Regions from separate parts of the Mus musculus genome. Here region 2 is linked to region 1. A link is a loop called in an ENCODE intact Hi-C map of the cell type or tissue named here. Cell type or tissue: left cerebral cortex. All regions are shown on one strand.

What was found. Peaks named below come from ENCODE experiments on the same cell type or tissue, not always from the same donor. Only the 100,000 strongest peaks of a DNase experiment are listed, where the experiment ranks them.
Region 2: a loop joins it to region 1, with 2.6 times the contacts of the local background. A loop is called at or near these places in 7 of 42 quality-filtered maps.

What each region holds. Positions count from the first base shown.
Region 1 is chr4:139,879,959-139,883,958 of GRCm38, forward strand. No RefSeq gene overlaps it. Among named protein-coding and RNA genes, the nearest start is that of Gm1667, 29 kb to the right of the region's middle. In left cerebral cortex, a CTCF peak has its summit at 1,983 (motif pointing right); no DNase peak of the experiment used is centred here.
Region 2 is chr4:140,017,281-140,021,280 of GRCm38, forward strand. No RefSeq gene overlaps it. Among named protein-coding and RNA genes, the nearest start is that of Gm52685, 51 kb to the right of the region's middle. In left cerebral cortex, no CTCF peak of the experiment used is centred here; a DNase peak (open chromatin) is centred at 2,323.

The DNA of each region.
Region 1 (4,000 bases):
CCAATGTCTGCCACAGACAAGGGGACACTTGAGCATGTGACTTTGGCCAGCCAGGAGCCACTACTCACTGAAGTGGGGACAGGAGAAGCAGGAAGAAGGTTCTATGTTAACCTTCCCAAGTTAGCAGCACTCCTGCAGGATGGAGCCCAGTGCATTGAATCACATTCCCATTTGGAGATCAGCATGCTCGAAACACAGCCCTGAAATTCTAGGGAAAATGATATTTAAAGGCACTTATTAAAGATACTCAGAAGGCCGTTCGAATGTCAAACAGCTGTGAGCCATCCCTAATTTGATGATCTACGTGTTAATGAACCCCAGACATGCAGATTAAACTCGCTTTAAATTGCACGTGGTTTTAAAATGTATTTCTCTCCAGCATGTCTGGTACAGAATGAGGTTAGCGAAACACCTGTGAGTCAGGCCCACTGATGCGAGGACAGAGCCGGAATCCGTGATGGTTCTAGATCCAGAACCTTGCAGCCTGTGAGAAAAAGAAAAAAAAGTGGGGCTCACTTGGTAGTGTGCCCGCCTAGCATGTACAAGGCGTGATCCTCTGCATTTCATAAGCTGAACGTGGTGGTACATACCTGAAGTCCCAACAGGACAAACTGGCCTCTTGGGGTTCTTTCATTCAGCAAATTTATCATGTTCCCCACACAGGACCCTTGCTATTGGACACCCCCGGCTATGGTGGCCAATGTGCCAGCACCTTCTGTCACTTCTGCCGCCCGCATGTTGCCATGGGAAAGGTGGCACTGGAGCCTCCTGAATGTGACAGTGTGACAGATTAGAAGTCCTGATCCAGAGGAGATGAGGGATGGAGATGGTCTCTTCCCTGTCAGTCCTCAGCTATTTTTACTTCTTTCTGAACTCTTGAAAGACAAGGGGCCTCTCAAAGTTATTCTCTGGGCTGACAGAGTTGTGGATGGTCTTGGATGATTATCAATGTCCTCGAAGTCTGAAACCCTGGGGTGCAACAAGCTGGGGTTGGGAGAGGGGAGTTTGGGCTGCTGTGTTCAGGAGGCTGGGCTCGGATAAAAGGACTTCAGAAGGGAAAGAATTCGGGCTGAAGTCATAACAGGCCCGAGATCTCAGCCTCCCAAGGCCTGTGGTCTCCCATCCTTAAAACAGCCCTGGCTGTCCCTGCCCTCAACTTATTCTAAGACTCAGATGGGAGACAAGAATTCTCAGCCTTATGCTGCTTAATCTCACATGTCCCATTGGATGCTCAGGAACAGGTTTGTCCCTGTGTCCTTAAAGGACCACAGCATTCCTGCTCCCCAGCTTCCTGAAACCTCCCTACTGTGTGGAGGGCAGTCTCTCCAAAGTGAAGGCCAGGCCAGGCCAGGCCAGGACAAGATCTCTCAGTCACTATCTTCCAGCTGTGCACAACGGACAGGTCTCCTCGTTCGTCTCAGTCTCTACTTTTGCCCAGTGGAGATACCAGGCCTGAGTGTGGTGTGAGTGCCAGGATTCTAGTGCACATCACATTCGTGACTAAACTCCTCCTGTGGTCAATTTCAGCAATAAGATCATCATCTGCATGATTATGGACCCAGGGTCAAGTCTGACTGTGTCTTTAAGGCCAGCATTCAGGAGGTGGAGGCAGGAGGATCAGGAGTTCAAGGGCATCCTTAGTTACCTCGTATGTACTTGCACACACAGTTGGGACATGCCACCTTTGATAAGCAGATTGTTGGAGACTCCAGGTGCTGGATGGATGTACCCCTTCACGTGGGTGGAAGGATTATGGAGACAGATAATAAGTCCATGGAAACAGTCGCTTAAGTGTGGCGACTTTTTCTACCCCAATTCAAATCACTTGAAAGGATACAACCAAGAGAAAGTTCCTTCATTGGCCTCACAGGATGATTTCTTCCCTGCCCTGGCCCCCCTTTCCCAGACACTTGGTCCCAGGCCCTCTTCAGCCCTGTACTCTGGCTTTTCTGCCCCTGAGCACTGCAGACCTCCAGGTGGCCCTATGTGGACAGCAGAGGGAGTTCCTGGCATTAGGATGGAACAGAGAGTGCCTGGTCACTGAATGGGGCTGGGGATCAGGAAATGGGAGGGATCCAATGTGAGAGACACCAATTGGCAACTGCTCTGGTGTGTGTGTTTGTTGGGGGGAAGGGCCAGGCCAACAAACATGTGGTCTTGCCTGTTACTGGTTTTTGTCTTTAATGATTGACATCCTAGAGCCTCCCTCTTTGGCTAGATGGCTGGGACAGGTCCCTGTGTCCTTCTGTAACACAGATGGTGAGTACTGGCCTCTCTACATGGAGAGGGAACTCAAACATGGAGCCCTGCTCCCAGACACCTGACCTATGTCATATAGGTCACATATATTTCCAGAGTTGTCTGCAAGGCCCTGTATATCCTGTCTCTGAGACACTAGCTAGCACGAATGCAGCCCTTGTCTCCTCTGGGCCACGTCCACTGTCCTGCCAGCTGCATCAGGACACCAAGTGGCAGGTGGATGGCGTCATTCATCTGTGAGTCTAAAGGTTAATTTAAAAGTCAGTGGCAGGGAGATGGCCTCCTCCACCTGACTCAGCTCACAGCCCATCAGAAGGGTCACCGCCAGAGTGCTCCTCTGTGGCTGGATCCCAGGAGCCCTCCCATGGCAGCCTGGACCCCTGTAACTACCCTCTCGCTCTGTACGTGACCTTGACTGAGCTCCTTCCCATCCAGGTCTTAGGGCAGTGGCCCAGGTTTCCCTGAGTGTCCTCCCAGCCTGGACCCTTTAAGGCTGCATCTCTCTGTTCACTGGCCGTATTGTCCTGCTGCTCTGGCACCCTGGACCCTTTGCACTGTTATGACTAAGCTTTTGCACTTGCAACACATCCTGCTTGGGTCACCTCCTTGTCACCTGCATCTACCTTTCGGGGAGTAGTGATGACTTTTCTCCTTGTTGTAATGAATTACCTGATCAAAACAACATCAGAGAAGTCTTTATTCTGGCTCACAGTTCCAGGGTGTCATGGGGAGGAAGTCATAGTGGAGGGCCTGTGTGGCAGCTGGTCACATTGTATCCATAGTCAGGAGACAGAAAGTAATGAACCATTATTATTAGTTACATTGTATCCACGGTCAGGTGACCAGTGATTATTGGTTACATTGTATCTACAGTCAGGTGACCAGTGATTATTGGTTACATTGTATCCACAGTCAGGAACCAGAAAGGGATGAACAGTGCTTAATCGTTCTCCCTTTTGTACAAGCTTGTGGGATGGTGCTGCTCAAAGGCAGGGTGGACCTTACCTCTTTGGTTAAGATTTTGGAAATACCTTCATAGTCACATCTGGAGGTATGTGTCCCTGGTGCTTCTAAATCCCACCAAGTCTACAACTGTGATTTAACTACCACCACCTCATCCCTTGTTAATGTGATATCCAAATAAAAATTTTGTTTGAATAATATTCCACCCATCTCCCCAAAGCCTGGGTTCATCTCATATTCAAAATGTGTTCATCCTAATATCAAAGGTGTCCTTAGTCTTTAAACAGTCCGAACACTGTTTAAAGTCTAAAGTCTCTTCTGAGACTCAAGGCAATTCTCAACACCGTGAGAGCGTGGTAAATCAAATACCTATCTCTAATGAACGATGATGCAAAATGGACATGCCCATCCCAGCAGGAAAGAAGGCAGGCACAGCAAGACTAAACCCATCAGGACAAACACCAAATCCTGCAGCTCTGTGTCAGGCACCTGAGACTCATGATGGAATCCCCTGGGCTCCTAAGGGCTTTGGTAGCTCTGTGTCTCTGGCTCTGCTGCCTGCAGAACACACAGCGTTTCTCTAGAACTGGCTCCTCTCCACGGCTGTAGGTTACCCATAGTTCCAGCATCTCCAACATTGTAGGGTCTCCATTGCAACTTAGGGGATCACCTTCAGAGATTCACACAGTGGCCTCTCAGATCTTCCTTTCAGAGACTCCACATTGCCCTGCTTCAGCTGCTTTCTGGAATGCTACCAAGTTCTGCTGCTCACTTGAGA
Region 2 (4,000 bases), 140 kb after region 1:
TGGTGTTTCCGGATATGGAATAGATAGGACGCCTACTGCATTTCTGTTTGACCTGTATAAGCAGAAACATTCTCAAACAAATGAAAGAGAGGTTACATTGGCTTGTGGCTGAAGGGAAGCTTGGCTCATGAACCTACGAGCTTTACTGTTAGCCTTTCTCCTGTCCTTCCCCAGAAGGACCTATGGCCTAAGGGTAACTGCACTGGGTGAAAGGACACAACCAGACTTTCCAGGGTCTATTGAATACTGGTTCTGAATTGACGTTGATTCAGGGAGATCCCAAGAAACATTGTGGCCCTCCAGTTAAAGTAGGGCCTTATAGAGGTCAGGTGATCAAGTAATGGAGTTTTGGTTGAAGTCTGACTCACAATAGGTTCAGTGGGTCCTGGAACTTATCCTGTGGGCTTTTGTCCCCATCCCCAGATTGTCTAATTGGGATATATACACATAAAGATGTTGCATATGTGTGTGTGTATACATATATATACACATACACACACACACACACACACACACACATATATATGTATATATATACATATACACATATATATCAGTGTATATACATGTATATATACATATATGCATACACACATATATATCTCCCATATATATGTAAATGTGTATGTATGTGTGTATACACACACACACACATATATATATATGTACATATACATATATATATATATTAGAAACATATATGCTATCAAATTCTCACATTGGTGCGCTGGCCTGTGGATGGAGTGAGGGCTGCTATGGTTGGAAAGGCTAAATGAAAGCCTTTGGAGTTGCCTATGCCAGGGAATGTAGTGAATCAAAAACAGTATAATGTCTCTGGAGGAATTATAGAAATTTGTGCCACCATCAAGGACTTGAAAGGTGCCGGGGTGGTGGTTCCCATCACATCTCCCTTTAACACTCCTATCTGGCCAGTGCAGAAGAAGAGCAGGTCCTGAAGTCAGGAGCAAATTGTGTGAAGAAGTTGCCTAAATCCTATGGTTTCTTCTCCCATTATAATGCTGTACCCTGCTGCCAAGCATGTACCTATAGCATCCTGGGTTGTGCCCTATGATTGGCTGACTGAGGAAGAGAGACTAGGGTCTGATTTACAGTTGGTTCTGTATGTTATGCAGGTACCACCCAGAAGAGGACAGCTGCAGCATTACAACCCCTTTCTGGGACAACGCTGAAAGACTCGGGCAAAAGGGAATCTTCATAGTGAGCAGAGCTTTGGGCATCACACATGGACATACATTTCATTTGGAAGGAGAAACGGCCAGATGTGTGACTGTTCACTGATTCGTGGGCTGCAGCCAATGGATTGGCTGGATGGTCAGGGACTTGGAAAGAGCATGGTTGAAGAATTGGTGAGAAAGACATCTGGGGAAGAAGTATGTAGATAGATCTCTCCAAATGGGCAAAGGATGTAGAGGATATTTGTGTCCCATGTTAATGATCTTGTAAATGTGACTTCAGCCAAGGAGGAGATCAATAATACAGTAGATGGGATGACCTGTGCTGTGGACAATCAGCTTCTTCCTCCCATCATTCCTGTCACTGCCCAATGGACCCATGATGGCAGAGATGGATGTTGTTGATGGGCTTGACAACATGAACTTCCACTCACTGAGACCGGTCTGGCTACAGCTGCTGCTGAATGCAAGGTTTGCCAACAACAGAGACCAAGACTGAGCCCCAGATATGGGTCGGTTCTTCGGGGTGACCAGCCAGTGACCTGTTAGACTCCTTTTCCCAGGGGAAAGACAAATGCTTTGTCCTTACTGGAGTAAAGACTTGTTCTGGATATAGATTTGCCTTTCTTGTACGTAACACTTCTGCCAAAGCCACCATCCCTGAACTTACAGAACGCCTTACCCACCCTCATGGTATTCCATATAGTATTGCTTCTGACCAAGGCACTCCACCAGAAGTGAAGAACTACAGCAAGCCCACAATTATGGAATCCTCTGGTTGTAACATGTTCCCCTACTATCCTGAAACAGCTGGGCTGATGGGAAGATGGGATGGCCTTTTGAAGACAGTTACAGGGCCAATTAGGTGGCAGCAGCCTGGAAGGCTGGGGTAGAGTTCTCCAGAAGGCAGTGTATACTTTGAATCAGTGTCTGACATATGGAACAGATTCTCATATAGCCAGGATCCACACGCCTTAATCCAGGAATCAAGGGGTGGAAAGGGGACTAGTTCTACCCAGTATCATTTCTAATGATCTCCTAGGACAATTTCTGCTTCCTGCTTCTGTGACCTTAAGTTCTGACGACCTAGAAGTTTTTGTTCCAAAGTGGGGAGTGCTCCTGCCAAGAGCTGGAACAAACAGTCCATTGAACTGGAAGCTCAGACTTCCCTCTGGCCACTTTGGGCTTCTGGTGCCCTTAGGCCCACAGTCTAAGAAAGGAATAACAGTGTTAGGAGGGGTGATTGACCTAGATTAGCAAGGGAAAATTGGATTGTTCCTCTACAATGGAGGTAAGAAAGATTATGTCTGGAGTGTGGGAGATCCTTTAGGGTGTCTCATGGTGCTACTATGTCTTGTGATTAAAGTCAATGGAAAACTCTAAGAACCTAGTCCAGGCAGGCTGACAAAGGCACAGACCGGTCAGGAATGAAGGTATGGGTCACTCCTCCATATAAAAAGCCAAGACCTGTTGCCGTGCTCCTGCAGGATGAGGAAAGACAGGAGAGGATGGGAGTTCTGAACCCAGCTATCGCCATGTGACCAGTTGCAGACACGAGGATTACAACTGACATGGGTGTTTCTGTCATAGTATGTTAAGAATTATTTGGACAGATCTTGTGTTTTCTTTAATTTCTTTATCATGTCATGTAACAAAGTATCAGTGGCTATCTTTAAGTTTGAGATTATAAAAATAATATACCTTGAGGGGCACTGGCGCCTATTTTAAAATGTATACTGTTTGCGGTTGAACAGTGGATAATTTTATCATGTTCGGTATAATTGTAACCTCCTTAAATACATAATGTGTTTGTGATTGAAGGTACCATAGCTGCATCACGTTAGTCATAATTATGACCTGGTAACTGTTGCTGATGTCTACTCTTGGTTGTCAACTTGACTAATTTGGAATTCACTAAAACCCAAGTGGCTGGGTATGTCTTGGAGGATTTCTTTGTTCTTAATTAAATCATTTGAAGGGGGCAGGTCCACTTTTAATCTGGATCGTCTGGGGTGGGATGATACCCCTTTCATTGAGATTTTTGAGGTGGGAAGATCCACCTTTAATCCGGTCTGTGTGTTCTGCAGGGAGAAGGAAGTGCTCTCTCTCTCTCTCTCTCTCTCTCTCTCTCTCTCTCTCTCTCTCTCTCTCTCTCTCTCCCCATTTGCCCTTATTTTTTGTTAGCAAGTCCATTCCTTGACTGGCATTAGAGCCTACTTCTCTACTTCTTCAGGGTTCTGACAAATACTGAAGACCAGCAGAGACATCCAGCCCCATGGACTGAACAACTTCAACTGGTAGACAGCTATTGTTGGGGACACACACACACACACACACACACACACAGTCAGTCAGTTCTGTTCCTCTAGAGAACCCTGTTAATACACCCCTCAAGTCCAGAGTCATGCTAATCACCTCTGTCTTGCTGCACGTATCTTTTTAGTCACCCTTCATCTGTGTAAGCCAAGGCTACCCCACCTCTTTCAGTTACCCCACACCACTTCCTTCTCTAGCCCCACAGTAGCTCAGTTCTCTGGAATCAGCCCTTCCTCCTACGCCCAGCTGTGTACCTGAACAGGTAGCTTGCTTTCTCTGAGATAGCCCACTTCTCCTGCCAAGCTCCAGGGGTAACCCTGCTTCTGGTTCAGAGGCCCAGACCTACCCCTCCAGGTGTGCCTACACTGCTCTGCCGAGGTGCTGTAGGGTGATACAGTAGTGTGGTGGTGGGTGTGACAGTGCCACGCTGTCTGTGGTGCTGATGCCCAGGCTCCCTGTCACGCAGGACAGATCCCACTAATTCATGTTTG